7 separate regions of the Homo sapiens genome follow, and regions 1, 2, 3, 4, 5 and 7 are each linked to region 6. A link is a loop called in an ENCODE intact Hi-C map of the cell type or tissue named here. Cell type or tissue: PC-9. All regions are shown on one strand.

Region 1 (4,000 bases), 120 kb before region 6:
CTTTTTCGGCAATTTCAAAACCTGGATGTTAGTTTCCCGTTCCTTTTCCAATTCTCTTTGTTTATAGGAAAGCATTTCTGGTTACTTTCTAGACTTTGATTACTGGCTAAAGGATGATCAGTTCTCCTGGCAAATTTGAACAGTTGTCTGTGTTTACATCTGTTCCTTATCAGGAGCACCCTGTACTAGACTGGATGTTGGCATGCTGCAGACTTCCTTCTCTTTGGCCAAGTGCCTATTTTAAAACAGTACAACCTCCAAGATTTTCCTCGAGGTCATTATCAACACCTCCCAACAGCATGAGGGCAGGAGGGTGGGAGAGATTTCTTTCTGCTGGGTTTACTTCCCCAATACATGGGAGGCTTTTTCCCCTTTCTTTGAAAATAGTTTGAAGTATCTGTATCATCGCTTTCATTGTCTTGCACCAATGCTTTGTCTTGGATTGATTTATCAGTCTCTGCCTTGTTCTTTTCATTGTCTATGCATAAGACCCTGGCAGCATAGCTGCCCTAATAATTCTCTTCTTGATATTGCCATGCTTTTCAAACATGTTGTCCCAAATGTGCTCCTAAAGGAAGGTAGGCTCAACCTCTGTGTATGTTTGTGTTGATGATTTTGCAGCTGAACAAACAAACATCTGAGGTGCTTGATGAATAGTACCAATTAAAAAGTATCTACCAACAAGGCATATTATTTAAAGACAAAATTTTGTGCATGGATGGACTATGCGGAATTTTCATAATTATTCATTTTCCAGTTATCAGTTATAGAGAACGTGTGCAATTTAGCAAGCCCCCAAGTTTGTCAAGTTTGAACACTTACCTTCAGAAGCAGTAGTGCAGAATAGAAAGTACATGGACTCCAGACCAGACAAACTTGGATCCAAATCCTGGTTCTACCATATAAGAGCTCTCAGGGCCTCATCTCTCCATTTATAAAATAGGAACTATATTTATTATGCAAGATTGCAGTTAAGATACATCCCTATATAAAAAGTGCTTGGAAAATACTAGGTACCCCCCAAATGGTAGCCACTTTAACTTTATTATTGATTTTCCTGAAAATGCCCTTAGTCTGCCTCACTCAGGTGCTCTCACTGGCATGATTAGCTATTATTCTCGTATTTCATAAACCACATTTGGCTTTAATGAAACCATACATATGTCCATCTGGAAAGTAAGTTCAAAAAATAAATATAACTCCACAAAATGATGAAATAGCCTCTTGGGAAGACCAAAACACTCACAGACTGAGGATTTTTAGGTAGGTCAGAGAAATTTTGCCTAGGAGTAAACAATCAATGCCTACTTTTTCATTAAATTCCAGGAAAACTATATCAATATGTCTAGAGTCTATATTTCTAAGCTTCCATTTTTGCAATTCCTTCACGGTAAACTTCATTGTACTCAATTTATCTCCCTAGAAAACCAATGTTGTTCTGGGATATGATTGGCCTCAAGGAACATTTCATTATCTGACTCAATTCTCAAAAGTTTTCTAAGATACTTTGTGAATGGGATTTAAATAATTTGTTTTATTTTAAAGAAAAGGATCATTTCTCAGGAAACATAGTCATTCCTGCCTCTTAGATTTAAAAAAAAGATATAAATGGGATGGGGTCTTTCAATCTGACAGTGGAGAAAACCCTTATAGAACTTGCCACTCCTAGGAATTCCCATGGGGCAAATGGTTTCATCTAAACATTGATCTGATCCCAGTGAACCAGAGAAAAATTTTTGAGCCAAAAAAGCCTTCTATAAAAATTGTAACAGAAAATTAAGTGTTTTGAGTCATAATGAGGATATCCACAAACAATTTCTGGCAATTCTGTTATTTAATAAATTTGTATCTTACAATTAATCCAAAGTATGTATAAAAAGTTACCATGCATATGAAAAAACAAGAATAACTATTTATCCAAAACTATTTTGCATGTTTAAAATAAATCTTTTGAATCAATCACTCTTTTGATGCTTTATTATGCATAGGACTAGAGTGGAGCATTATTTTAATTAATTCATCATTGTTACATCCAAGATCATTTGTTATTTTCGTAGTACCTTCTGTATTTCCACTAAGTACTTTAAACTACTTCACCACATTTTAATGACAAGTCATATGAAAGTCCCTTGACATATGGCCTCTAATATGATCTCTAGCCTAGTATTTCCAAATGATCTGAATTTTGTTACTATGAGATTTCTAATGAAAGGTAGAATTCTTTCAACTGATAGAATTAATTTTTAGACTCAAACCATCCTGTAGGCTCCCCAGGCAAAAGGTAGCTTCATCATTGGTTAGAGTAAGGAAAAAGAGATTGCTGGAGAAATGTGGGGTAAGACTGATGCTGAAGTCAGGCAGAGGTTGGGCCCTGGGTACCTGAGAAAAGCATAGCTGCGTCAAGGATCATCAACTTTGACATTTACTACCTGTTTCCTCCAGAAGGTGGTGCTTGTCAGTCACGCCTGGATGGTTGTGAGACTGGAATAGATCCTGATTCTTCATGTTTCTTAATTCTGTGAGAATCTTTCCTCGTGAAAAGAAGCCACAGAATGTAGAAGCATTACTATATCGGCAACAAAGCATGTTTTAGCACATCTACGACTTCTACATGATATGCATTGTAGGAGTTCATGGTAAAGGAATGGTTGAGGTTACAGCAGAAAATTCACAGAATCATAAAATGTTCAACTAACAAAACTTCAAAGGTCATCAGTTGTAAGAGTTCTTAACAACCCCCTACGAGGTGTGTGAATTGATTTTAGAACATCTGTAAACTTCTAGAAGTCGCCTGCAAATTTCATGTTGTATTTATCCATGAGGGTTCACAGTTTTCATTATATTCCCAAAGGTCCCCCAAAATAAATAAGATTTAGTAACATTCATTTTGCAAAGGAGGAAGCTGAGGCATGGCATGGTTAAGCAACTTGCTTATGTCTCCTTCAGAATATCAGTGGTGGTGCTGGTGATGGAGTCCTATTTTCCTGAGCAATGCTGCATCTACACAAAATTCCAACAAAATTTCTTCATTTTTGGAAATAGAAGTGTTTACAAGGTACTCTGCTAAGTTTGTTTCTGAATCATGTCCAAATAACTGTAAGTTTGGTTAAATACTCAAAGCTATTAGCATTACACTAATGATTTTGAAAATGCTTGTTTGACCAAATGTTTCCGTTTTGATTGATTATGTTGGTATTATCCAGACATATACAAATAACAGCACACTCCCATGACCATGATCCTGTAAATATTCTGGCATCTCCCCCATTAGCAATAAAATGATTCAGCACAAATATGCAGCATAAAAGGGAGAAAAATGGGAAACATGTGTCTGAGTTCTCCACGTGAAATCTGGAGTCATTAAGGGAATGATTTGTATTCTGCACCCTAAGCATGCAGTAAGTTAGCAACCATGGAATCCAGCAAAGTCAAAAGGAACAGTAAGATTGCGAGGGATATTTCCAAAGGAGAGAAAACCACAATTCTTGTTTTGAAACCAAAATAACTCAAAGGCTAAAACCAGTTTGAAAACATTTATACAAGACAAATGCAAAATCTCGTACTCTTGTGATATGATGTGGTTTCTAAAGATTTAGGGTAGGATGGTAAAAAGACAAATATGCTGAGAAAACCTACAGACTAATAATTGCTAAATAACAGTTTTTGTTTTGTTTTTTGTGTTTGTTTTGTTTTTGATTTTTCTTGTTTAAAACGGAGTTTCGCTCTGTCGCCAGGCTGGAGTGCAGTGGCACGATCTTGGCTTACTGCATCCTCCACCTCCCGGGTTCAAGCGATTTTCCTGCCTTAGCCTCCTGAGTAGCTGGGATTACAGGTGCATGGCACCACACCCAGCTAATTTTTTGTATTTTAAGTAGAGACAGGATTTTGCCATGTTGGGCAGCCTGGTCTTGAACTCCTGACCTCAGGTGATCCACCCTCCTTGGCCTCCCAAAGTGCTGGGATTACAGGTGTGAGCCACTGCACCTGGCCACAAAACAGT
Region 2 (4,000 bases), 560 kb before region 6:
CTGGCATTTCTACTAGTAATGTGACAATAGGCACGTCATCGATTGCTCTAAGCCTCAGTTTTTGCATTTGTAAAAAGTGGACAATAATATGTTGCCTTGCTCAGCCTACATCAAAGTAAGGCTGTGAGAATGAAATGGGTTATATACGTGAAAGCCCTTCAAAGTGCTCTACATGTAAGAATTACAGTATCACCCCCTAAGTCTTTCCAACAAAATCATCTTATAGATTATTCAAGTCATGTAATCATAAATGAGAACATCTGAAAGGGTTACCGATGCCACCCTATGTCCTTTATAATATCCCAGGTCAGGTAAGAGGCCACCCACTCCTTGTATATATTGTCAAGGAAGCCAAGAAAATAAGAGTGACATTTCCAATATGTAGTGGGACCAAAAGCCCAAATACAAAGATAGAAAGGGCAATGACTAAGCACCACATGAAAGAAATAAAAAACTTACCAGGTGTTGGCACATTTCTGCTGTGGCTCATGAAGTAAGGATGATGCTGTTGCTATGCAGAAACAAAATATTTGGAAGTGACAAATTAATCTTATTTTCAGTTTGTGCCCCAGTGTATTTGTTTGCAGGACGTGCACTGTTCATTGACAAGATATAAGAAGACCTAAAGGGAACTAGAGGAAAATAGAACAGGCAGGGGAAAACGAATGTAAAATACTTGGGCTATTTAACTTGAAGGAAAAACTAAAGATTACTCAGCTTTAGATCACTGAAGAGTGATCTAATAATTGGCTTTTAGGAAACACAGAGATTTATTGTATAGAGTACAGTGTACAGTTGGCACTCAACAAAGAACTCACAAGTCTGTTGGAGTTCACAGACACTGGCCTTCAGGGAGAGTCACAGAAAATTGAAGAAAGGTGCCCTATCAGGAACAATGGCCCCTCTGCCATCAAGTCCATTTGGTATCTAAACCAGTTCAAAGAGATGTTTTCATCTCTCATTTTTAGAGACATAATTGATCCTAGATGGGATTAAGGGTGGAATGACATGGAAGAGCTGGATCTGAAGCATGCTCTTGGAGAAGAGCTGATGATTGACACCAGGAAAATTCAGAGCCAGGAGACAAGGAGAGGTAACTGCTTAGCAGCTCTTAAGCCTTCAGAGATGACAGAATCTGCTTTGGTTGCCTGAAGAGATTGTCCTCCACATTAGACAGATAAGGATGGAAAAAACATAATAAGCAGCTTTTTGTAATTGACATGTGGGATGAAACTGGCAGGCAGAGAAGCTCAACCTACATCAAGATAAGCTTGGCTTGTGGTCAGGCTGAAGGACTTGTCTTGAGATTTTTCAAGTTAGTAGGAATGACTTCCAGACTGAAAAGCACTGTAAGGGAAAAAAGATGCACAAAACACCAAGTGTCCTCTATGGGTTTGTGGACAGACTTTCCACATTGTTAATGGAAATGATTTGTCACATTTTATAGAGTTAGTACACATGGAATGAATCTGTGTTCGTACTTCTGAAGGTCAGAGTCCCATATACTATTCACCTGAATTTTATAGACTAAGTAGTAGATTAGAAATACCTTCACCAAGCAGGCCAGATCAATTGCAGATCTCTTAGAACATGGACAGATTTCCTGTGTATGACACTGTCATCTGTCTTTATAAACCACTGGACACAGGCCTGACTACCTTCTAGATTACTAAACTCATTTGAGAATAGAACATGATACAAAGAATTAAAGGGGTAAGAAACAAGATTTAGCAGTTGCCATATTTTGCTGTATTTTCCATTCATTTTTCTTTTGGGAAAGATTTTGTTATGTGATCTAGTTAAAAAGAAATTTTACAGAACCTGTTAATACATAAAACTGAAGAACATTTTTCTTAAGTATTTTAAACTATAAGACAAAGTCTGAGCAGCTATCATACTTTATATAGTGAATTGTTAGAGGTCTTTTGAAAACCAAGAGTTTTGGTCACCTTGACTTTATTTCGTTTTTTCCTTGCTATACCTGATGATAAATCATTGCTTGGAGTGATGTAATGTGCACTTGTGTCTCAAGTTCATGTTTGTACTGCGTTTATACAGAAAACATGCTCCTTTACAGAGTGAAGTCAATGTACATCTCCTTTACAGAGTGAAGTCAATGTACATCACAGGTTAGCCCTGGAAAATGTTGTTTGCTTTTCTGGAATTTGGTTCTGCTCTACATCAAGATTTCAATGTAAAAAGATTAGATTTCCACAGGTGGCTTTGCATTAGTCAGAACTGAAATCAGAGTCTATTACTTCTAAGAGGTCATGGAAAGCAACTAATTCAAGACACATGGGGGTCTTGCCCAACATGATACATATAGTTAATAGAAAAACTAGCACCAGAATGTGTTGAGTGTTCTTTGCATACAACATATTACAGTAACTTTTGACGTAGCTATATCTGGATAATCCCAAAATGGAACTAGACTCGAGTAGAATTGGGATGCACTTGAGGCTATCAGACACTAGGTGGCATCTGTCTCTTTTTGCATCTGATGGGTAGATAATGTTTCAGTTGGATTTGTACATTGAGGGGAAGTAGACAATAATTTGCAATCTATGATCTTCATTCTTGTATAGATTTATGTGAACTAAGCTAGCACCAATGACTCATAAACTAATTTCAGCATTGCAAATGAGAGGTACCAAGTTCTTGGGAGATACAAATAATCTTTGTGAGTACAGAAGTTCTAAAACATATCACTTGCTTAACCTTCTCAGCTTGGGTATTTAATATCTAGAGGGTTTTAAAACTTCATGACTTTATGAAAATTATACAAGGGATTGACTGAGAATTAAGCCATTTTATGGAATGAAAATTATGTTATTATACTACATAAATGTCGATAAAAATTGGAAGTGTGATATTAATTTCTGATGCCCCATTAGTAGAAGTTGGTAAACATATGTAATCAGGTATAGTTAAGGGAATAATTTCTGTTCTAAACCAGTCTAATTTTCTTAAGTTTTTAGGTTCTATGGATCCTACTCTGAGGTTCTAGGAAAAAAAAATTTTCTTCAACTTTCATAAGTTCTTTGTTGAAATGGAGCCCTGTAGCAATAGGCAGATTAATAAGAGAAAAACAAACAAAAATTTATTAACATATATATTTTATAAATACATGGGAAACACCCAGGAGATGAATAGTCTTAAAGAAGTGGCTTTGAATTCCAGATTATATGTATCATCAACAAAGAACAGTGACATTTTAGAGAAATGACAAGACAAAAGACAGGACTTTGAATCTCCAGCAGCAGCCAATGGTGGGCAGGCAGATAAAGGTGAGTTAGTAAAGCTTGTTAATGTAGATTCCTGTCATCCCATCTCCAGGCTGACATGTGTCCAAAGCTGTCTTCAGTGGTTAATTTTTTTCTCTCCCTGGTAGAGAAGGGGGTCAGGATACCTTTTATCTTTGTAAATCTGCTTCCTGCTTTTTGGCAAATAGAGGTAGGGCAGAGAGCTGTACTGCATCTGCTTGTTCTTAATTCAACTTAACAATCCTTCATATTTTGGGGTGGCATATTCTTGTCTCCCACAATGTATTAATGTTTTTCTCTTCTGTGTTTAAAATGCAGATGTGTTCTGAAGTCAAGAGTCTCTGCTTATGAGTAAGGGCTTCTGTGAAATCTCTGTTGCTGGTTAAGTTGCCCTGGACGTGACTTCTTTTTCTTTCCTACAGCTTTGTAGCTTTCTGCGTCTTTAGTCAGAGTACGCTGTTTACCTGGTTGGCTGCCTCTCTTATTTGGTCCCTTGGTGGCAGGGTAAGAGGGAATTAAACTTTGCTCATTTTGGTAGAACTTTTTAAACTTTCAGATACAAGCTGAAAACTGGTCTCCTATTTTATAGAAACATAGATATTACATTTTGCTTTCAAGGAGAATAAGTCTGTAGACAGATCTTATATAGTTGGGCACAGGAGCTATTACAAAATATGAGAACACTATTGTGACTGTTTCCTCTAATGGTCTCTTAGCCTTGCTTTGTTCCTGAATTT
Region 3 (4,000 bases), 690 kb after region 6:
GGAATTTCAAACTGCTCTGTTGTTTGTTTCCCTTTGCTTCCCTGCTGCAAGCAGACAGCAGACAGTCGGCCCAGCTTTGCCTGCAGCAGAAGTGATTGAACAAAGAAATCCCAGGGTCCAAACTGTTCAAAAGACCTTCTGCAAACACTTTAGGGCCAGTGAATTTTCAAAACCTGTGCCTTTTGCTTTAAAATTAAGAAGGGTCAGGATGAACACCCAACTGGATGCTGGAGGGTTGAGGGAATGTTCAATGACTGAAGACAGAGGAGGATTCCTGCAGCCTCTTGAGAGGGTCTGAAATGCAGGTGGGGGTGCGGAGGTCAGCCATGAGGAACATTTGTGAATAGAAAGAAAAAATATGGTATTTCTTTGTCATACACATAGTCCCCTCTTTCAGATTTCTATTCCACAGGTAACTAACCTAATTCAACATTTATCACCGATGGCTGAAACCCAGCTTCCTCTCTGATCAGTTTAGTCTATAGGGTAAATGCTGCTTAAAAATCATCAAGGTGACAGAAGAACTGTGCCTAATTAACACTCTCCTAATACTCCAGCAAATAACAAGCCTGCTGTGGGGGAAAAAATGCATTCACACTTCCTTATCAAATTAGGGCCAAAAAATGCTCCTAATTAGCTAAAATCAATTAATGTGACAGCAAAATGAATGTATTTATACTGTCAGCGAAAGGTATAGCCAGAGAAGTGGGAAATATATAAAGAAGCTGCTGGAGTTTCTTAAAGCAGTTATGAAGGGGCTGATGCTTTGAGAATTTTATCAATGACACCCAGAATCTGAGGGAGATTTACCTTGGAGGCAGCCTCTGTCCTGTATTTGCGGACACCCTGGGATGTTGTAGCACTTGGATGATTCTCATTGTGGTTATTCATTAAAACATGTAGTTAGTTTATCAACAGTCATCATGTAGAGCTAGGTGCTTATTTGCAAACACACGTATAAATGCATTTATACACAAATAAAATAGGTGCCTTAGACTACTACGAGTAGGCTGTTTATGAGTTACATTAGTTATATTTTCTATAAAGTTGTCATGGCTAGTCACTATTTAGCAAACTTTTTTGCTAGGATTATACTCAGTTCAAAATGTGTTGAAGAAAAGTTGTACTTGCTAAATAACTCAGGCTGGGGGTCTTGGCATTACCTCATTTTGATTCTTCTCCACTTCTGGTCTTTTGATTCCAATGCTGAACACATTAGTTAGCTTGAGAGAACTTGTTATTAACAATACAATAAATTGTTCACAAAAATGCTCATATTATGATATGGGGTTAAATGTGATCTAAAATAGGCTTTTTAGAAAGCCTAACAAAAATTCTCATATTATGATATTGGGTTAAATGTGATCTAAGATAACAATCATATTTACCATGACTTATTTCCATTCTGGACCAAGTATTTTTTTAACGGATATTTGGGCAGGTTTTACCACAAAGGTTAGCACCTCCCTTAATTATAGCTGATTCTCACTGAAATCATCATCAAAGATTTCATTTGCGCTCTACAGAGTCAGTGGACACGATGGATGTCAGCTCTCCCCCGTGTGTGGATGGTGTTAGCATCTTGGTATGTTTGTTTACTTAATGAAGTGTCTGGAGGCCTCTACTGGTGTTTAGGAAAATATCAACTGAGACAGAACAATAATTGTAGGAAGATTCTAAGCAGGCAAACCTCCTTTACATGTGAACTTATTCCAAAATCTCAGTTCTCCATTCCTTATCACTCTTTCATTACTGTAAACATTGGTAAGCTGATTATTATCTCCCAGTGTCACCTTTTCTAAGTATGCTGTACAACCACAGGATACCCTGTTTTCTCTGCTGTGGCAAATGCCATCCAGTCCTGCCCATGATAGCTGCACTAAATTATCAGCCTGAAGATTATTTTTTCACCCTCTGTCAGTTTATATCACGTCTGAACTTCCCATTCTCTAGGGATTAGGGCAGCTTTTCCATCAAACCAGCTGTTTGCTTTCTTTTTTTTTTTTTTTCTAATAATGGCAAAACAGCTTTCTTATGAATTAACAGTGTCCATATCAGATGGGAAAAACATAGGTTTCCGTTTCATATCTGTTGTATTTGCAGTCTGGTACAACCGACAATCATAAAACACAGTGAGATGCTGCCGAGAGGAGAGATGGGTGGGAGACAATAAAATCTGGAGCAAAAAGACATAAACTTGATTATAAAATTATTTCCAAAGCATACAAGAAGGGAAAAGGTGATTACCATTAATTGTGACCTTCCAATGCATCATACTTTTAGTAACTTTTCTCAAATATCAATAATATAAGTCATTTATTTCAATAATCAACTGTTCAATAAAATTTATTATAATGTTTACAATAGATAACTCTAGTATTCCTCCACCACTGGAAGAAGATGGCAAAGAAAAGAGAACTATAGAGTTAAGTAACACACCCAGCAAGCTAAATTAATATATACTCATCAATGTATTCCAAAATTCAATACAAGCACACTCTTGAAACACAAGCAAGGGAGATAATTCCTGTTGATTGAATTGTGACATGTCTCAGGTCTACTTCCCTAATAGCAGGTCCTGAGGCTAGGATTCTTAGGCTGGTTTTTGTTTGTTTGTTTTTAAGAAAATGCTCTTGGGGGGACCAGTGGGAGTTAAAGAAGTAAGATGTAAAAGAGAAGCTAAGCAGGAAATTGATTTCTGGTGCACCTAGCCTCAGCCTGTTTCTGTAATTGTACCAGGCTGCTATCTCCCTCCTGGAGGCAAGGCAGTAGGTATTTACCAGTCAAGAAACAACTCTGGCATAGCCCTCAGCCTCCTTTGAATTAGATGGCTCCAGTTGTCCAAAGGATTTCATGTGAGGTATTAGCAGAAGCAACAACAGCAGCCTTCAAAGGAATCCCCAGGTTCTGAGAGAGACGTCAAAAGAGTACACTAAACCATAAGATTCTTTTATGGCGTTTATTAAGAACCAGTGTTCAATCTATATCAAACAAATTTTGTGACTGCCTGGTAAATTTAAAGGCTAATGAGAACCTTTAGGCCCTTTGAGACATGTGTAGATATAAAAGGTTGTAACTTTCTTGACTATCTTGCCTATCCTATCTACGATCCCATTTTTCTACAAGATTCTGAGTAAAAAAAAAAAAAATCAATTGTCTAATGATTTTAAAATGACAGTACAGTTTTCTTTCAATAAAGAAGATAGGCTGGGTGCAGTGGCTCACATCTGTAATCCCAGTATTTTGGAAGGCCAAGGCACGTGTATCACTTGAGGCCAGGAGTTCGAGACCAGCCTGGCCAACATGGCAAAACCCTGTCTCCACTAAAAATACAAAAAAAAAAAAAATAGCCATGCATGTGGTGGTGCATGCCTGTAATCCCAGCTACTCGGAAGGCTGAGGCATGAGAATTGCTTGAGCCTGGGAGGTAGAGATTCCAGTGAGCAGAGATCATGCCATTGCACTCCAGCCTGGGCGACAGAGCAAGACTCTGTCTCAAAAATAAATAAATAAATAAATAAATAACACGAAAGCTTTAAGTATAAGAAATACAAAACTACCTATTAATGTGAGTCATGCAGCTATACTTTTTGGCAAGAGATTTTTAAAGTTATAAATGATATTTGGGGGTAGCTTTTACTATTTTGCAAGGGTTTCAGACTATTCTAATTCCATTTTAATTTTACTACCTATTCATGTAAAAAATATAGTATGGGTTATTTATGAAATTTTAAAGCTCATGGAATTTTAATTGGGTAGAAAAGGAAGCTGAGATTTCACTTACATCTGTCAAGTTCTGCTAAGGAGATCTGCCATAACTCATGCAAGTAGCAAAATGGCACTCACTCATTTTATAGTCAATTATGCATCTGCCATAAGTGAACATTTGTTATGTCAGGTAATGTCAGAAAGGATTTCTGAACATGTCTTCACAGTCTCTTAAACGTTAGAGCATGATCCCCACCTCAACTAAACATTCTTCTAAATGGGCACTAGACCA
Region 4 (4,000 bases), 420 kb before region 6:
AGTTTGGTTCCACCAGTTTCAGGGACAGAAGAGGGTGTGTACCAACCAATAAGGACAATTACTTAATGGATAAATCTTGTCTATTTCACAAAACTTACATGTCCAAGCAGTAGCCTGTTGGAACTTCTATGACCTACTGCAGAAAACCAGATTACCATTAGGGCTACATATCTTCCATTTTAGCTGTTTTTTTCTTATTATTACTTGACATCTCACATACCCTGTTAATAGGAAGTCCAGGGTCTCCCTCGGGAAGCAACATCTCTCCCTTCACCTGTTTCTGCCTTTATCCTGATCAATTTAAAGAATCTGAAGCCAACTCAGTCTACTTCTAAAAGATAAGTCAGTCCTTTTTTCAAATACCAAATAGAACAGATTCATGATCAGATTTTGCCAAGACCTGTCAATATCACCAAGTGCTGCCCCTGGAAATGACTACCACTGCGCATCATTCAGTTCTGACCTGGACTAGGGTAAGGTACCTAGCAAAGTCCTTTCCCCTTGGCCACAGTGATTGGTTTAGAGTAGTTATCTGACCTGAACTGGATCACTTGCATGAAGTACAAGACTTCGGTTCTATGTTTGCGGGAAGAAAAGTGAGCCCCTACAGGTCTCGACGTCTTGACGAAGAATGACAGCAGCCACCCTGGATCAAGAGCAAGACAGAGGATGAGGCTGCTGCCTTGCAAGACAAAGCCTAGAAATGGAGGGACCAGGAGCCTCTGCGGCATTGCTGGGTTGCTGAATCCACTCTTGCAGGGAACCCAGAACATGCTGAATGTTTCAATTACACAAGGGAATGAATAAAGGCCATTACGGTAAAAGATAGTTTAAGTTGCACATTTGTTTTTTATAAGTAAAATAAACTCTAACTGGTATAACATAAAAAACCATTTGTAGTTCTCAGCTGTTCAATTAATTGAATAAACTAGTTGCTGCTCACTTGCATAAGGACTCCTAAATATACACTTAAATTCTTATTATAATAAATGTTTCCCATGGTGAAATATCTATACAGGAAAATTTTTCTAAAGTTTTTGTTAGAAATAGATAACAGCTGAGGAAAAAAATCCCCCCAGAAAACTTCTATCAGGAAAGAGAAATCAGATGAAATGTTTGAAAATGAGCTTTTTAGTACTCAAAGTCTAAACCTCCAACTGTTGGCTCTCCTGACCCCTGTCCTGCGTGTACAGGGCCGATGTTCCACTACTAGGGAGTTATAGGAAGGGCCGGTGCAAAATTAGCCCTTAGGTAACCATTTGTGGCTTGTATGATTGAGGAAGACATAAAATGCATCCATCGATTCTGAGTTACTTGATTCCTGGTAGGGGAGGGGATGGGGACTGAGTTAAGCAGGTGAGTTAAATAAATGTTTAAATAAGGTTTTCTGAACTGGGTTTTTGGGAACCACAAAGTTGGGTTTCAGATTCCTAGTCAGTAATAGAAACCCCCTATCCTTCCTCTCCAGTGCAGAAATAAAGCCAGTTTTGGGATTAATAAGATTAACACGCTGCTGGTCTTACTTCTTGGACTTGGAGCTCTGTGGCACCAGGGCAGCCTGAGTTGCCGGCTGGTTTCACAACCATGACTGTGGTCCTCACAGTGACAGGAGGGACACACCACACGGGAGAGCTCTTCCCCCAAGATCGAGTTATTTTTCTTGCGTAGCACTCCTTATGCAACCAGTATTGTGACTAAGCACTTCCACCCCAAAGATTCCTTCAAAAACATTTTCCTGGCTCCAAATGAGTGCATTCTACTTTGTTTTGCTTTACTGCTTCTTTTTCGTTCCTTCTCAGTTATTGAAATAAAACTGAGAGCCAAATCATAAACTTTGATTTTGTGTTTGACCTCAAGTTTGCTCTGGTCGTTTCTTTCATCCTTTCTTTTTCCCATCAAGCAAGTGCTTCTTCAGTTTACTAGCAACATGCCTGCTAAAGCATATTGCACAATATGTGGCTCGCCACGTGACAGTGACGGTAGAAAATGTAGTTTAGGGCCTAAAACATTGTAGGTATGCCAGCTGCCATGACATCAGTATTGTTAATGCTATGGTTATTCTTTTTATATCAGCTTTTCATATCTCACTTTACAGATTAAGCAAAACAGCTAGCCAATATCTCTGTTTTTTATTGCATTCATAGAATATTATTTTTATTTGTGGGACATATTCTAAATACAGGCATGTGGCACCTTAAGCAGATCCAGTATAGCATACAAAATCTAGATTTATACATTTGTTTGTAATTTTTTTAAAAAGCTAGTTCTCTTTTTGAAATTTAAATATAAGTTGATGACTTTAGTTTTTAGTTTTTTTTTTTTTTTAAATAAAGTTACTGATTTTATTAAGGGGAATTCCCTGATGTGGTCCTTGTGACAGGCAGCTCCAAAAAGGTGTTTACTATTAACCAGTGTCCTCAGCAGGCTTTCTGGGCTCGGCAGATGTGACCTGACACAAACAAATCCACTGTGGTTTTACCTACTAGGATTTGTTTTCATTGTTATTCTAGTCTAATTTTTCATTCGGACAGTGAAATTGGTATTCCATGCAAATTTTCTGGGTATCTGTCCTTTGCTTCATTTTTCAAGTTGCATAATTTAGTCACATTATTTTCATTTGCCTCTATAGCTTTGGTTTACTTTTTTTTTTTTGTATGTTAAGCAAAAACAAAACCAAAAAGCTTTACTCCTTTTTTCTCTACAATAAATCTCTATTTTAAGTATTGATTTGCAAATATGTCTGTCATGATAGTTTTGGGGTGCTTTCCTTCCACTTTTATTTTTATACTAGAAGAGGAATTTACTGAAATCCTTAAAGTTATCTGGCAATTCAATCAGATGCTGCACCTCATTTAAATGTGTTCAGCAATTGTCACGACTGGCATCATTAACTTCTATATTCTTATCTGCTATAATTGGTGATTGATGATGAAGGTTTCTAATCACAGGTGTGATGATGGTTCAGTTGGGCTCAGTGATGTTAAGGCTGAGTGAGCACCTCCTTTACAGCCTTTCTTTCATTCCTTAGCTCAAAATGAGCAAATAATTTTCTATAGCAATCAACCATTCTAATCTTTAGGGAATCTTAACTTATTTTCATCCTATGCTTTAAAACACTATCATTGTGAGTCTTCATACACAGATACCATGTGCCAAAATACTTGGTTCATTTACTTGACAATTAAACCAACCAATCAAGAAATTTGAAACAACAATAAAAATAAAATTTTTAGGTAGATGTGATTATGTTTTGTTTCAATAAATGTAAACAAATAAATAGATATATAGAGAATAGTTCAGATGAAATTAGTAAAAATTGACTAAATTTTGTATAAATCAATTTTATAAATGTGACAACATGAACCACATTTTAAAGAAAAATAACAGAAAAATGGTGTTAAATCCTAGTCTTTGGGGAGGAAAAGTGATTGTACCATATTTTATAAATAAGAATTTTGAGAACAATGAATATAATTTTATTTATGTTAGTAGAGCAATTGTAAGAAGAAGGAATTAAAGTTATGATAATCATACTGGTTAAAAGTGAATTAAAGTAACAGACTACTTTTGGAAACAGTTTGGCAAAGCTCACTGGACTCAATGGAGGAAAGGTATATAAAAACATATATTGGCAGATGGTTTCCTAAATGATAATTGTTGTTAAAGCTAATATTGCCGAATTTGGAAAAACACAGGAAACCTGATGGCCAATTCTAAGGAGGAAAAGAAACATCGTTTTATAGAAACAATTCATTTGATATATAATAAATAAACATCATGAGCTCATTTGGGGGAATCCATGTGCATGTTACTAATTTAAGCTAAGCCTTAATGTTAAAACTCATCTCTCAAGTGCCAGTAACCCTTAATAATTGCCACAATAAGCCATCACTTACTATTTCCCTACCATGTGCAAAACTCTGATAGAAAGACTGTGACAGTACAAGGAACTGTAAGCCAGCACCTCTTTCATCTTTGAGACTAGTGGTAGAGATGGGCA
Region 5 (4,000 bases), 890 kb after region 6:
GATCCACCCTCAATGTGGGCAGATACCTTTCAATTGGCTGGGGGCCCAGATGGAATAAAAGGGTGGAGAAAGGGCAAAATCTTGCTCTGTCTTCTAAAGCTAGGATAACTTCTTCCCGCTGCTCTTGAATGTTACAACTCCCCTTCTCAGCTTTTGGACTCTGGGAAACACACCAGCAACCCCCAGGCTCCCAGGTTTTTGGCCTTGGACTGAGAGTTATGCTATTGGCTTCCTTGGTTCTGAAGCCTTCACACTTTGCAGTGAGCCATGCTACCAGTTGCCCTGGTTCTCTAGCTTGCAGACGTCTATCATGGGACTTCTCAGCCTCCATAATCAACTGAGCTAATTCATATATCTTATCAGTTCTGCCTCTCTGGAGAACCATGACTAAAACACCTATTGATTACTTATAATATGCCAGAAATGTTCTAAGTAATTTATACATATTGTCATTTAATTATCATAGTTCCAAATAGATGGGCACTATTATTAAACCCATTCTACAGATGTAGTCCTAAGGCACTTGCCCAATGTAGATGTACGATGCTTTAGGAGTTCAGAAACAGGAGAAGGAGAAATTCAGGACCAGGAGGAACAATGAGGACTGTATTAGCCTAGAGAAGTTGTCATGGAAGGTATAAGACTTGAGCTAGCTCTTGCAAAGGTATATGCTAATGACTACCAGAATTGTCACACCAAATGTCACAATCTAATATTATCAAAGATCTAGTACTTCAGCAGAGTAATTTAAATCAATTCCTCAGATCTCTCAACATTTATTAAATACCTATTATGTTTTAGCCTCCGCAATCAAAGAGATAAACAAAAAATGGCTATCTATTGAAAATGTATATATGATACTCAGCATATTACTAGATGTCACTGGGGTACAGCCCCCACTTTTGAAAAGCTTGTAATCTAGTTGGTCATGTGTGTGTGTGTGTGCATGTGTGTGTATATGTACACGTGTGCAAACTAATTAAAAAGCAACTAAGACTAGGTTATAATCATGAGCTACACTGAGCAATGCTCTATGATTCAGGAAAGCAGATTTCTGTGAATTACCCAGATAGCTTCATGGAGGAGATGGCTTGGAGCTGATATTGAAAAAGCAGCCACATTTATATAAGTAAAGGAAGCAGGAAGAATTTACCAGCTGGTGATAACAAGATGAGAAGGACTTAGGTAGGGATAAGCATAGTTGGTGTGACTAAGAGTGAATAATATTAAAAGATAGCTGAAAATAAAGTCACACATGTAAAGGGGGCAAGAGGGACACAAATTGGACATTAAAATTAACTCAAATCCCAGATTGTTGTTGAGAATATAGGCTTGATAATTTTCATCCTCAAACGCTAACTAAATCTTTCTGTTTTACTTATGCAGGAGAAAGGGCAGAAATATAAGACAGAGTGCAGAGAATACTAAAAATAATAGAAAAAAATAAGGTTTCAAAGACCATCTGATATGTAAGTAATTTCCTTGGAATTCAGAAATATCAATAAAATTTAAAACAGAGAATGTTACCTGATCCAAGATTTTATTTTTAAGCCCAAATCTTCTGTAAGCAATTAACAAACAGGCATCACTGATCCCACTAAACATCATCAAACCATATAGAAAATGCGAACTTTATATCAAAGAGCAGCATGAATACTGACATCCCCATGGGCTGGTGACGTGCCTGCACTGCTCAAATGACAGGGCACTGGGCCTTCCATGCGTCCAGGGGATATTCCCACTGTAATGTGTCAGCAGATTTGCAAATGTTCTCGGTGACAGCAGCACACAGTCCAGGAATATATCCTTACCCCTGTGCTCAGCTCAGATCGCCTCAGTGCAACGTCGCTCTGCCCTGCGGGGTCCCTCTAATGGCCCCAACTGCCAATGAAACACCTTCATCATCTCTGTATCTAAAATTGGACGAAGGTATCAAGTTTGGCTGCCTGATGAGACTAATTAAGTACTTTGCAGAGATGTGAAGAAGTAATCAGTCCTAGCCAGTGAGAAAAGAAAAAGAAAATATGAAGGAAACCCCTAGAGGTGACTCTGACACAGTTCCTGTCTCTATTGATGATTCATAAGATCACAGCTGAAAGAACCTCTACCATAAATCGAGGACCTGTGTTAACAGCAGGAAACGAAACATCATCTCACAACTCTTCCCCCACTAATTCAGCACATCAACCCCGCATCCTAAAATCGTTACATTGCTGTATACTGACACCTAGTGTCCAGAGTTAGGTGAGCCCAAAGGCAACATTTTTTTCGGTCAAACTGTGGGACATGGCTCTCTCCCGCATCAGGTTTCCTGGTGTGATTCCTCCCTCTGCTTCAGGGCATCCACGTGAAAGTGTCATTAAGAATTTACTTTAGTACAGTTAAACTCCCATTTTGTGGCCTACCCTCCTCAAGTACTTTGAAACTGCAAAGTGTTCCCCAGGACGACCCTGCTTTCTGCTGAGCACACAGCGAACTCCCACCTTTCCTTCTTCTTCCTCTCCTTCAGTATCAGGATGTGGTCTTTCTTTATATAAAGTCTATATATTTTAATAGCATTATTTGCTATACCAAATATAATTGGAAAGAGAAAGCTGTACCAGAAATGCCTCAGAATTGTTCATAATAGCAACATGTAAGTGGCTTTCGAATTATTTCATTTTGGAGAGTCACCTCTTCCCTCCTTCTACTCCCACAACCACACAGTGAGACAGAGAAAGAGATGTTAATGAATAATCAAAAGTCAACAGAATAACAGCACAAAAAAAAATCAAAAATAATCCCAAGGAGTAAGTACTTAAGTGACTCTATTTTATTCTAAGCACTCTTTAGAGATAAGCCAGAGCCGTTTCTAGACAGGAAGTGTAAAAATTTTTGAAGACGTGAGCTTTCAGATAGCAATAATTTCTCTCAAGACCATTTTTAGATCTACATTACTGTCTTTGAGTCAGACTTTTTCCATACAGGCAAAATAGAAGATGTAAGCAATTAGATGAGATTGGTGAGTAGAAGATGCATGAATGTAGATAGCATTTGGTCTTGGAGTTAGATTTTCCAGTTTGCTGTGCAATACATGGGACATAGTCATACTAAAAAATTATTCATTGTCATCTCGGCCTTAGCACCATTTTCTTGAAAACCTCTGTGCCATAAGAGCCAAGTGGAGGAAGAAGCGAATGCACAGGTTGAAGCGCAAAAGAAGAAAGATGAGTCAGATGTCCAAGTAAACCACTAGCTTCTTGTACCATGGAGGCCACAGGAGCAGAAACATGGAATGCTAGACGCTGGAGATGCTGGTACAAGTTGTAGGACTGCATGCTACTGTCCAGAGCTTATCTCATGATCTAGAACTTCATCGCCCTCTGATCGCCAATCACCTCTAAGACCCATGTTGCTCATAACCAAAACTGCCCATTTTGGTCCTTTGCCCTAGACCTGTGACATTCTGGACTATTTATGTGTTTACTTGTGGCCGAGTGTAACAACCATACAATAAATCATCTCTTCCGCTGTCTTAGCTGAAGAATTAAAAAGAAATCATTGTTTACATGAAATCAAACTTTATATCAAACTTACCTGGCTGTCCAGTATTTTATCAGGCAACGCTATTTGGGGTGGGGAAAAAAAAAATACCTAACTAGGAAAAGTAACTAGGCTCCTAGTGAAACCTGAGTCATTTTTATGGAAATGGGTGCTATAGTGGGGTTCCAAAGATCAAATATAAAAGTGAAAGCCCAATGCCATAAGCATTCAAGTACTACCTTGCATTTATTTAATGCTTCATAATTGGTAGAGCATTTCATATTTATTATATTATCTGGATCCTCCTCTTGACAACCCTTATGTGGGTATTTTTATGCACACTAAAAGACTCAGAGATGTTAAGGAATTGTCATTGTAATCTGCACGAGGCTATAAGGAAAAGACAGAATTCGAATCCAAGTCTCCCAGTATGGTGCAGTGTCTACAAATACAGAAAAAGTTCCTTTGAATACTGCAC
Region 6 (4,000 bases):
ACGTCACTTGCATTTCCTCATAATTACCATTATGACTCCTATTTTACAGATGATGAAATTGAGGCTCAGAGAGGCTAAATAATCCATCCAAAGTCATACAGAAAATGTGAAGTTGGGGACCCAAATACACCTCTTTGTGATCTCCTGCCCCAACTACTATGCCCATTGCTCTTTAAACAAGTAAACAAACGTGAATAATTTGATTAATGTTTCCTGTGTTAAGTAGTTTTGGGAAATGCTAGGTTAAACTATGTTAAATAGTCTGCTTTTCTCTGGGATTTTTAAATGTTTGTAACATTAGTGTGCTTGGCGAATCTTCAGTGAGTGATGTGGGTACAGTGTCGCCCTCACTAATTGGGCCATGGCACCCTTTGTGTCAGGAGGGAACTAAAGCTCAGAAGAACAAACATTGGCAAAGGCTGCTCTAGGAACCCTAGCAGGGCCAGCAACCCGCTTCTCTGTGGGTCAACCCTCCCCTTGTGTAAACACAGACCCACCGATGGAGTCTGAGTCAATGATCTTTGAGGGGGCTCCAATTTTCTCAGCCCCAAATAGGACATCATTCCTGGATCCCCTAGGCTTCAGGGGCCCTACCAGTCCACTACTTACATCAGTGCTTTTGACAACTCTTCATTGTGCCTTTTCACTTCCCATGTTAAACTTTCTGATTTGTTTGTTTTCACCTTATCTTCTCATTTACAAGCCTAGGAGTCTCCACAGGGGACCATATAAGCTGGTTTTGGCCAGTGTGCTACTACATTGTAACAATTGAAACCTCCTGAGCATTTAGGGTGCAGGAGCTGAAGATGAGAAAAAGAAAGACTTCTCATAGAAAAAGAACAAATGTGCGGGCTATTCTGGTCCTTTCTAAGATTTTTGCTTGCGGGGAAGAGTTGGAGGGCTAGGGAGATGGATGTGGAGGAGGACAGAAGAGAGGGTGGAGGGTTGTATCTGCATTTTTCAGCTAAAGATGTTTGTGCCTTCTGAGTCCAGTCTAGGGTGCTTTGATTCCGGGAAGATGGAGGCTATAGATAAAGAATTAATAGTATCAAAATCTGCCCCCCCACCAGTCCCCTCACTGCAAATGTGGGGAGGTGCAACTAAGCTGACAAGTGTTTGGGTCCCTAGCGCAGTAGGGTTGAGTTTCCAATGGCCTTTGTCACTCAGTCATGGGCATCTTCCACTTCTCTTTCTTCTCCCCTCCCACCTCCTGTACCCACCCCTCGAAACCTTTCTGCCTCCACTTGTACGACTGAAACTGACAGGTTTCAGAAGCCAGTCTACTACCGTGACCCAGGCAAGCCTGTTCTTGCATCTGGAATAAAGAGGCTGATCTATTGGTCCATGGCCTATGTACCTGATACAAACCATTAAAAAAAAAAATAGAACCACTCAACTATTCTCCACCCAAGATTTGCTTCCTATGTTTTATCACTGTCCTTTAACTTGGGTGGGAAATGTTTTTGTTTTCATAAATGCTCATGAGGCTTCTACAGATAAGCCCCTATTAAACTATATTTAAAGGGATTGTAGTTCAAATCAGTATGCACAGATACCAGTTTCCCACCTTGCCCTGTGGACTTGTCAGCAAAGCATCTTTGGGATCTTCATGTTGTCTAAGAGCCTTGGTCTAAAATAGATCCCGAATGGGCACCCTAGAGGGCGCACTGCTTACATTTTCGGCATGCAACGCCAACAGCGCTCGCTCCCAGGCTCCATAAAAGGGGAGGAGGCAGATCAGTTTCCTCCTCTCATTGAGAAAGAAGAGGATTGGAAGGCCGGGCGTATAAAGCCGCGCAGAGAGCGTGAAACAAAGCAGTCGGCTCGGAATTGGACTTGGGAGGCGCGGTGAGGAGTCAGGCTTAAAACTTGTTGGAGGGGAGTAACCAGCCTGCTCCTCTCGCTCTCCTCCTCGTCTGCGCCGCGTTTCAGAGGTTGCCCATCAGCCTTGTGATTTATTTTTATATCTGCTTTTTATAAAGAGAGAAATATATATATATATATATATTTTTTTTTTTCTTCTTAAGAGAAAATTCCTGTTCCAAGAGAAAATAAGGCAACATCAATGAAGGAGAGAAGAGCCAGCCAGAAATTATCCAGCAAATCTATCATGGATCCTAATCAGAACGTGAAATGCAAGATAGTTGTGGTGGGAGACAGTCAGTGTGGAAAAACTGCGCTGCTCCATGTCTTCGCCAAGGACTGCTTCCCCGAGGTGAGTGTGGCCGGCCGCGGCTTCCACGAGGGGGTCGGCCAGTGGGATCCCAGTCCCGAGGTGGGCCTCCCCGCTTTCATCCGTTTTCCCTTAAAAAAAAAAAAAAAGAAAAAAAAAAGTCTTTCTCGGTCCTTACTACTTTCCCCTGATTAGACTGCGGGGAAAGGGAAAGTGCGCTGGAAGCTTTTAGGGTTGGGACGCGCCTGCACATGGGCTGGTTAGCTCCTGAAACTTGTTCGTTCCTGTGTGCATAACCTGGGGTTGGGAGATTCGGGTCAGCAGATCTGTGAGAGCCGGGTGGGGTGAGTGGGGAGTAGGACAGGGGTTTCGGAAAGGGTCCATGTGCTTAGTGTGTGGTCTGATGTGTGAAGGTTTTCTTTCTTAACTGGGGAGCGGGGAGGGGAAGGGTGTTCAATGGGTGTCGTGCGTTTAAACGTAACCTCTTTGCCCTCTTTCCTTCCTCTTTTGCCCATTTTGTCTATCCAGAATTACGTTCCTACAGTGTTTGAGAATTACACGGCCAGTTTTGAAATCGACACACAAAGAATAGAGTTGAGCCTGTGGGACACTTCGGGTAAGAGTGGGAGGACCGCGTGGCGCTTGGGGCGGGTTTCCAGTCGCTGGGGGATGCGCGGCGGGTCTCGGGAAACCGCGCGCTACAAGCCGTCTGCGCCCCTCCCAAGGGATTCCCACGGTCCCTGTTGGGCGAAAATTGTATCCCTTCTGGGTGGGGGCGGCAGACGACAGCGTGGACGAGGAGATAGCAGTGGGGAGAGGAGAGCGCTGTGTGCCCGCAGGGTGACCCCGCGGTTGGAGCCACTAGTGGCCAGGCGCAGTCCGCCCGCGGAGTCGTGGTCAAGTCGCCTTGGGTCGGCCGAGGTGGCCCGATACTGTGGGGTGTTGCATGGGCGCTGCGTGCGCCTCGGCGGAACCACCCGGCTCAAGGCGGGCGCCCCTCCTAGATCTAACCTGCTGGTTGGCGGGGAGGCGGGGAGCGCCGCGGGGGTGATGGGAGGCGGGAGAAAATCCCAGAGGCGACGCGGTTACGTGCAATTGCCGCTGTTGAGGGAAAGAAACTGAGCGCAGGCAGCCGCGGCGCCCGTGACGCCTACACCCAGGAATGCGCTGGTGGCGCAGGGGCCGGGCAGCAGCTGAACCTCCTCTTCGCGCTGCCGGCCGCCCGCGGTGCCTCGGTGCCCACCTGTACCGAGCTTTTCCCTTTTTCCCCCACTCCATCCCAGTGATCACGTCCGTTTCCCCTTCACCACACCAGCCCCTCCTGACCTCTATTGCATCCCCCACTCGGCTTGCCTCCAAGGCCGCGGGCAACACTATTCGCCTTTGACCTTCCAGTCTACTTGAATTATTGGCGCCGCGGTGGGTTATATTCATGGGTCTGAGGTTCAAGGCCGGGTTATTGCTTTCCCATGCGCCCACCCACCTACCTGGCGCGCGGTGGTAGGGAGGGCTAGGTACCCTCCCGGTGGGAAGGCATCCGGCCCCCCGGCTGAGTTAGGGGTTTAGGCCAGGTCAAAGGCCGGGGAGTGGCAGGGGGGCACCATCTGAGGTCTTGGGCTGGGACATAGGCACCCGCCGCCCTAACCAGCGGTGTCTAGCGAGTTTGTTTCCAAGAAGGGTGTCGGCTATGGAAAAGCAGGACCCACTGGGAAGGCTGGGTAAAGGCCCCTGCGCTTAGGGCTGGGAATTTAGCAAGGAGCTGGGTTGCTGGCGGACCGAGCCAAATCCGGGTGAAACTGGCGAGGAGGAACGCGCAAGTGCCAACAA
Region 7 (4,000 bases), 750 kb before region 6:
CACCCTTGCCCATCTCAGGCAGTCTTCTAGCTCTACTCCTGTGGTCTTTTTTTTTTTTGGCCCAGATATGGAGGAAATTTCTCATTCCAGCCTCAGAATGATTTGTAGTGGGAATATTTACTGTCTTGCTCTCATCTCCCCAACATATAATTGCAAAAATAAAACAATCTGACACTGGTACATTTCCTGAGATCTGAGCTGTCCAGTTGTAGCCAAGGTCATCCTGATAGAGAATGATGTAAATACTATAAACAGTTATCTATGGGTCCTATTTATGTCATTCCTAGAAGAAAACCTCGGGATTCACTGGAGACTGAGGAGTAAATCAACACTATCCACAGTCAAATCAGGTTTGAGCTGGGCTGCATTGAATTCACAATCAATCAGAACTGTATTGGATTTTGTTGCTGAACCTTAGCTTTTGGTGAAGAATTCAAAGGTGGCAATGTTTTCCTAAATTTGGCATTCTTTTGACACAGCTGAAAAAATTTCTTACACGTGCAAGAGACCAGTGTTGAAGAGCTATGTTATTGCTATCCTGAGAATTCCTATATAAGGGACTTAGGGTGTGTTCATTAGATGAAACTAATTTACACCTGGCCCCACTCTTCAATTCAGCTTTATTTCTTCTTTCAGGAATGCACCTTTTAAAAATGGCTTGTGGCAGAGTAGCTATAGTTTTAAAACATAAATACACAAAAGTGTCTATAAAACTATGCATTTCTATATACTCAGAGATGAAGAGGTTATTCATGGTAAACAAGCCTTCCTAGATTGGGTGTATGTTTTCTTGCCCTTGCTTTCTTTTTTAAAATACCATTTATAATACTTTGTACAATCAATTATTATTTTAAAGTACATTAATTTAGCAGATGTCAATTATTTGTAACACTTTCTATGCTTCCCTTTTCTTGCTACCTGGTGCCAAGGCCTGGTCCTAAGGATTATTACAAACTGTGTGTATGTTTTTCTTTCATTTTGCCTCTCATCTTTTTTACTTTTTTTTTTTTTGAGACACGGTCTCACTCTGTCATCCAGGGTGGAGTGCAGTGGTGCAATCTCGGTTGCAGTGGTGCAATCTCGGTGCAGCCTCGCCCTCCCGGGCTCAAGCGATTCTCCTACCTCAGCCTCCCGAGTAGCTGGAACTAGAGGCTCATTTTTCTATTTTTTTGTAGAACAGGGTTTTGCCATGTTGGGCAGGCTGGTCTGGAACTCCTGGGCTCAAGTGATCCGCCCAGCTCGGCCTCCCAAAGCGCTGGGATTACAGGCGTGAGCCATCGTGCCTGTCCCTCTCTTCTGTTCTATTTTTATCCATTCGATGCCATATCAGAAACAACGGTAAGAATTTATTGCTTTTAGAGGAACCTCTGTCTACTCCCAATTCTAACCCAAATGCAGGGATGAGTAAAATGAAAAAGTGGCAGTTTGAAATAAAGGAGCTATTAAAACAGTAGGAGTACCTTGGAAACAGCAGCAAGACTTCTGGTAGAGATGATGATGTTACTTTGATGTTGTTGCTGTTGTTGTTTTAAAGAAGCCTTTGCACTCCTATATGATGATGTTACTTTGAATGGTGGACTGTGACATCTTCTTCCACAGACTGAGGAATAAACATGTAGCTTCTGACTCTGGACTTGATATTCAGTAATCGTTATCTTTCATTATCAAAGATAATGAAATAATTCCTTCCTTATTGTTGAGTGGTATGACATAAGAAATACGCAGCTAAAAGGGCATATATCATGGAACTATTTACAATGGGATTATTTTTCTATTTCTAAATTGGTTTGAGAATCAGAGGCTGTTATAATCTGAAAAAGCACTAGAGGGAGCCAGATCCCTGTCTGAGGAATTCTTTCCTCTGGTGGGGAAACACTGCTTGTAGCCCACATTTAAATCAGCTGTGCTGGCTTCAGTGGCGCAATGAGTTAGCGTGGTACTTATAAATCAGCTTGCAGACTTGTGAATTTTGTGCCCAGCCTTAGACATATAATTTCAGGCAAAAATTCCCATATGTATCTTTAATAGAAAAGGGATTTTAGCATTACCAAGATATCATTATGTATTTTTTACTTGTTATTTTTATTTTTTTGTGGAGCTCAGTTCACATTTTTTTTTAGCTCAGTTCACAGACATGATTCCACGTGCATTAGAGATTTAAGAATCACAGATCTTAGAGGGTAAAGTGTTACACAATAAAGGGACCTAAGAGACTTCCAAATACAATTGGTGGACCGTGTTTGGATTATGATTCAAGCAAAGAGTGATAAGAAGATGCTGGTGAGACAACTAGGGAAATTTGAACAGGAAGACAATCTTATATCATATTATGGGATTACTCTTAATCTTTTTCGGTGTCATAATGATATCTTGGGGCTGGGCATTGTGGCTCATGCCTGTAATCCCAGCACTTTGGGAGGCCACAGTGGGAGGACTGCCTGAGCCCAGGAGTCTGAGACCAGCCTGGGTAACATGGCAAGACTCCATCTCCACAAAAAAAAAAAAAATAAAAAATAAATAATGATATCTTCTAAAATCCCTTTTCTATTAAATATAAATATGGGAATTGAAAGTATGTGTGCGTGTGTGGAGAGAGGTGGGAAGATAATAGAAGAAACAAGATTGACAACATCTGGTAATTGTTGGAGCTGGAGTTCATTATGCTATTTATTCTCCCTTTGTGAATGTTTTAAATTTACCTTTAAAAGTGAAAATGAAAAAGTAGAGACACTATATTCTTACAATATATATTTATGATGTAGTTTACCACCATTTATGGCTAATGTGTATTTCTTAGGTTGCAAACTAAATTTGCAAGAAAATATCACCTTTCCCCATAATTGAATTTAATTTCTAGTTTGAAGTTTTATTTTACTAGATGTCAGAAACCAAATATCAATTAATTCAGAGTAACCTCACATTGCACTGAGTCAAAAAATTAATTCAAGATCATCTTGGTCAATTCTGGATTTTTCCCACCTCATCTGCCAGCAGAATTGCTAAGTGAAAGTGAGTGAGAGGTGGTGCTGGTGAGTCAGGGGCTGGTCCTTGGTTGTCACCTCCTGAGTCAGATATCTAGTCAGACAACCTTCACCTTCTCTTGGGTAGGTTTGTCCTTGCAAATAACAGCCACATTGTCTGACGACCATCCGTAAAACCTCCCCAGATCTGCCTCTCCCTAGCTCTGTCAAACCTCCCTAGGGATGGGGAAACATTCAGAGGCTTTCACTCTGGCTTTCTCAGCTCTGCCCTTGTGGCCATTTCCGCTGTATTGCTCCAACACTATGTTTGTCATGGAAGGTCCTGGAACACTTCTCTAGGACATTTGCCACTTCCACAGGTTCTATTTGGGAACAAAGGCATTTTCTGCTTTCAAACCCTTAACAAATCTAGGGGCTTCAGTGTTCAGTCCTCAGAGACTAGGGATGTACACAGGCCACGTTCTAATATCTAATATCTCTTCCTGAATATCTCTTCCTGCAATGTCTAATATCTCTTCCTGAAGCCTGTGTTGTCTTCGTCTGGTCTGGTGGGTAGACTTAGCTCATAATCTATAATGATTGCTTATAGCATAAACATACCCAAAGTCCTTCAGAGCTCTGGATGCAGAGAAAGGTCACAGGTTCACAGAAATCATGAAGAAAAATTTTCTTCAATTAACATAATAAAATACTGTGCTATTGAATAATTTTAATTCAAAACTTAACATTTGCTTCTCACCACATAAATAAACTAGTGAAGCAGTAGTAAATAGTAGTTGTGAATGTAGGTTCTGGGCTTAGAGACCAGTGTTCTAATCCTGCCTCTGTCTTTTTAGTACGGATCAGGCACAAATTAAAGTTTCTAAATCTCATTTTTTTTTTTTTTTTTTTTTTTTTGAGTCAGAGTCTTGCTCTGTCGCCCAGGCTGGAGTTCAGTGGCGCGATCGCGGCTCACTGCAAGCTCTACCTCCCGGGTTCACACCATTCTCCTGCCTCAGCCTCCCGAGTAGCTGGGACTA

What was found. Peaks named below come from ENCODE experiments on the same cell type or tissue, not always from the same donor. Only the 100,000 strongest peaks of a DNase experiment are listed, where the experiment ranks them.
Region 1: a loop joins it to region 6, with 9 times the contacts of the local background. A loop is called at or near these places in 24 of 110 quality-filtered maps.
Region 2: a loop joins it to region 6, with 13 times the contacts of the local background. A loop is called at or near these places in 11 of 110 quality-filtered maps.
Region 3: it touches region 6 in a loop (8-fold over the local background); 43 of 110 quality-filtered maps call a loop at or near these places.
Region 4: a loop joins it to region 6, with 9 times the contacts of the local background. A loop is called at or near these places in 8 of 110 quality-filtered maps.
Region 5: a loop joins it to region 6, with 8 times the contacts of the local background. A loop is called at or near these places in 89 of 110 quality-filtered maps.
Region 7: a loop joins it to region 6, with 8 times the contacts of the local background. A loop is called at or near these places in 19 of 110 quality-filtered maps.

The regions. Positions count from the first base shown.
Region 1 is chr2:150,609,331-150,613,330 of GRCh38, reverse strand. No RefSeq gene overlaps it. Among named protein-coding and RNA genes, the nearest start is that of LINC02612, 18 kb to the left of the region's middle. In PC-9, CTCF peaks have their summits at 2,252 and 2,451 (motif pointing right); no DNase peak of the experiment used is centred here.
Region 2 is chr2:151,050,275-151,054,274 of GRCh38, reverse strand. LOC105373686 (a long non-coding RNA gene) reads left to right here and starts at 3,694. Exons shown (of 4, transcript XR_002959484.1): 1 at 3,694-3,767. In PC-9, a CTCF peak has its summit at 2,475 (motif pointing right); no DNase peak of the experiment used is centred here.
Region 3 is chr2:149,797,109-149,801,108 of GRCh38, reverse strand. The region is part of intron 2 of MMADHC-DT (MMADHC divergent transcript); the gene reads right to left. All of the region lies in intron 3 of LINC01931 (long intergenic non-protein coding RNA 1931), which reads left to right. Among named protein-coding and RNA genes, the nearest start is that of LINC01931, 60 kb to the left of the region's middle. In PC-9, a CTCF peak has its summit at 1,584; no DNase peak of the experiment used is centred here.
Region 4 is chr2:150,909,797-150,913,796 of GRCh38, reverse strand. No RefSeq gene overlaps it. Among named protein-coding and RNA genes, the nearest start is that of LINC02612, 280 kb to the right of the region's middle. In PC-9, no CTCF peak of the experiment used is centred here; a DNase peak (open chromatin) is centred at 1,656; H3K27ac peaks cover 1,001 bases.
Region 5 is chr2:149,595,960-149,599,959 of GRCh38, reverse strand. All of the region lies in intron 1 of MMADHC-DT (MMADHC divergent transcript), which reads right to left. Among named protein-coding and RNA genes, the nearest start is that of MMADHC, 10 kb to the right of the region's middle. In PC-9, a CTCF peak has its summit at 2,238 (motif pointing left); a DNase peak (open chromatin) is centred at 2,169.
Region 6 is chr2:150,485,483-150,489,482 of GRCh38, reverse strand. RND3 (Rho family GTPase 3) reads left to right here and starts at 1,816. Exons shown (of 6, transcript NM_005168.5): 1 at 1,816-1,934; 2 at 2,028-2,215; 3 at 2,702-2,789. The coding sequence starts at 2,066. In PC-9, CTCF peaks have their summits at 1,427 and 1,629; DNase peaks (open chromatin) are centred at 1,732 and 3,182; H3K4me3 peaks cover 2,236 bases; H3K27ac peaks cover 2,253 bases.
Region 7 is chr2:151,236,878-151,240,877 of GRCh38, reverse strand. No RefSeq gene overlaps it. Among named protein-coding and RNA genes, the nearest start is that of RBM43, 23 kb to the left of the region's middle. In PC-9, a CTCF peak has its summit at 1,850 (motif pointing right); DNase peaks (open chromatin) are centred at 1,867 and 3,057.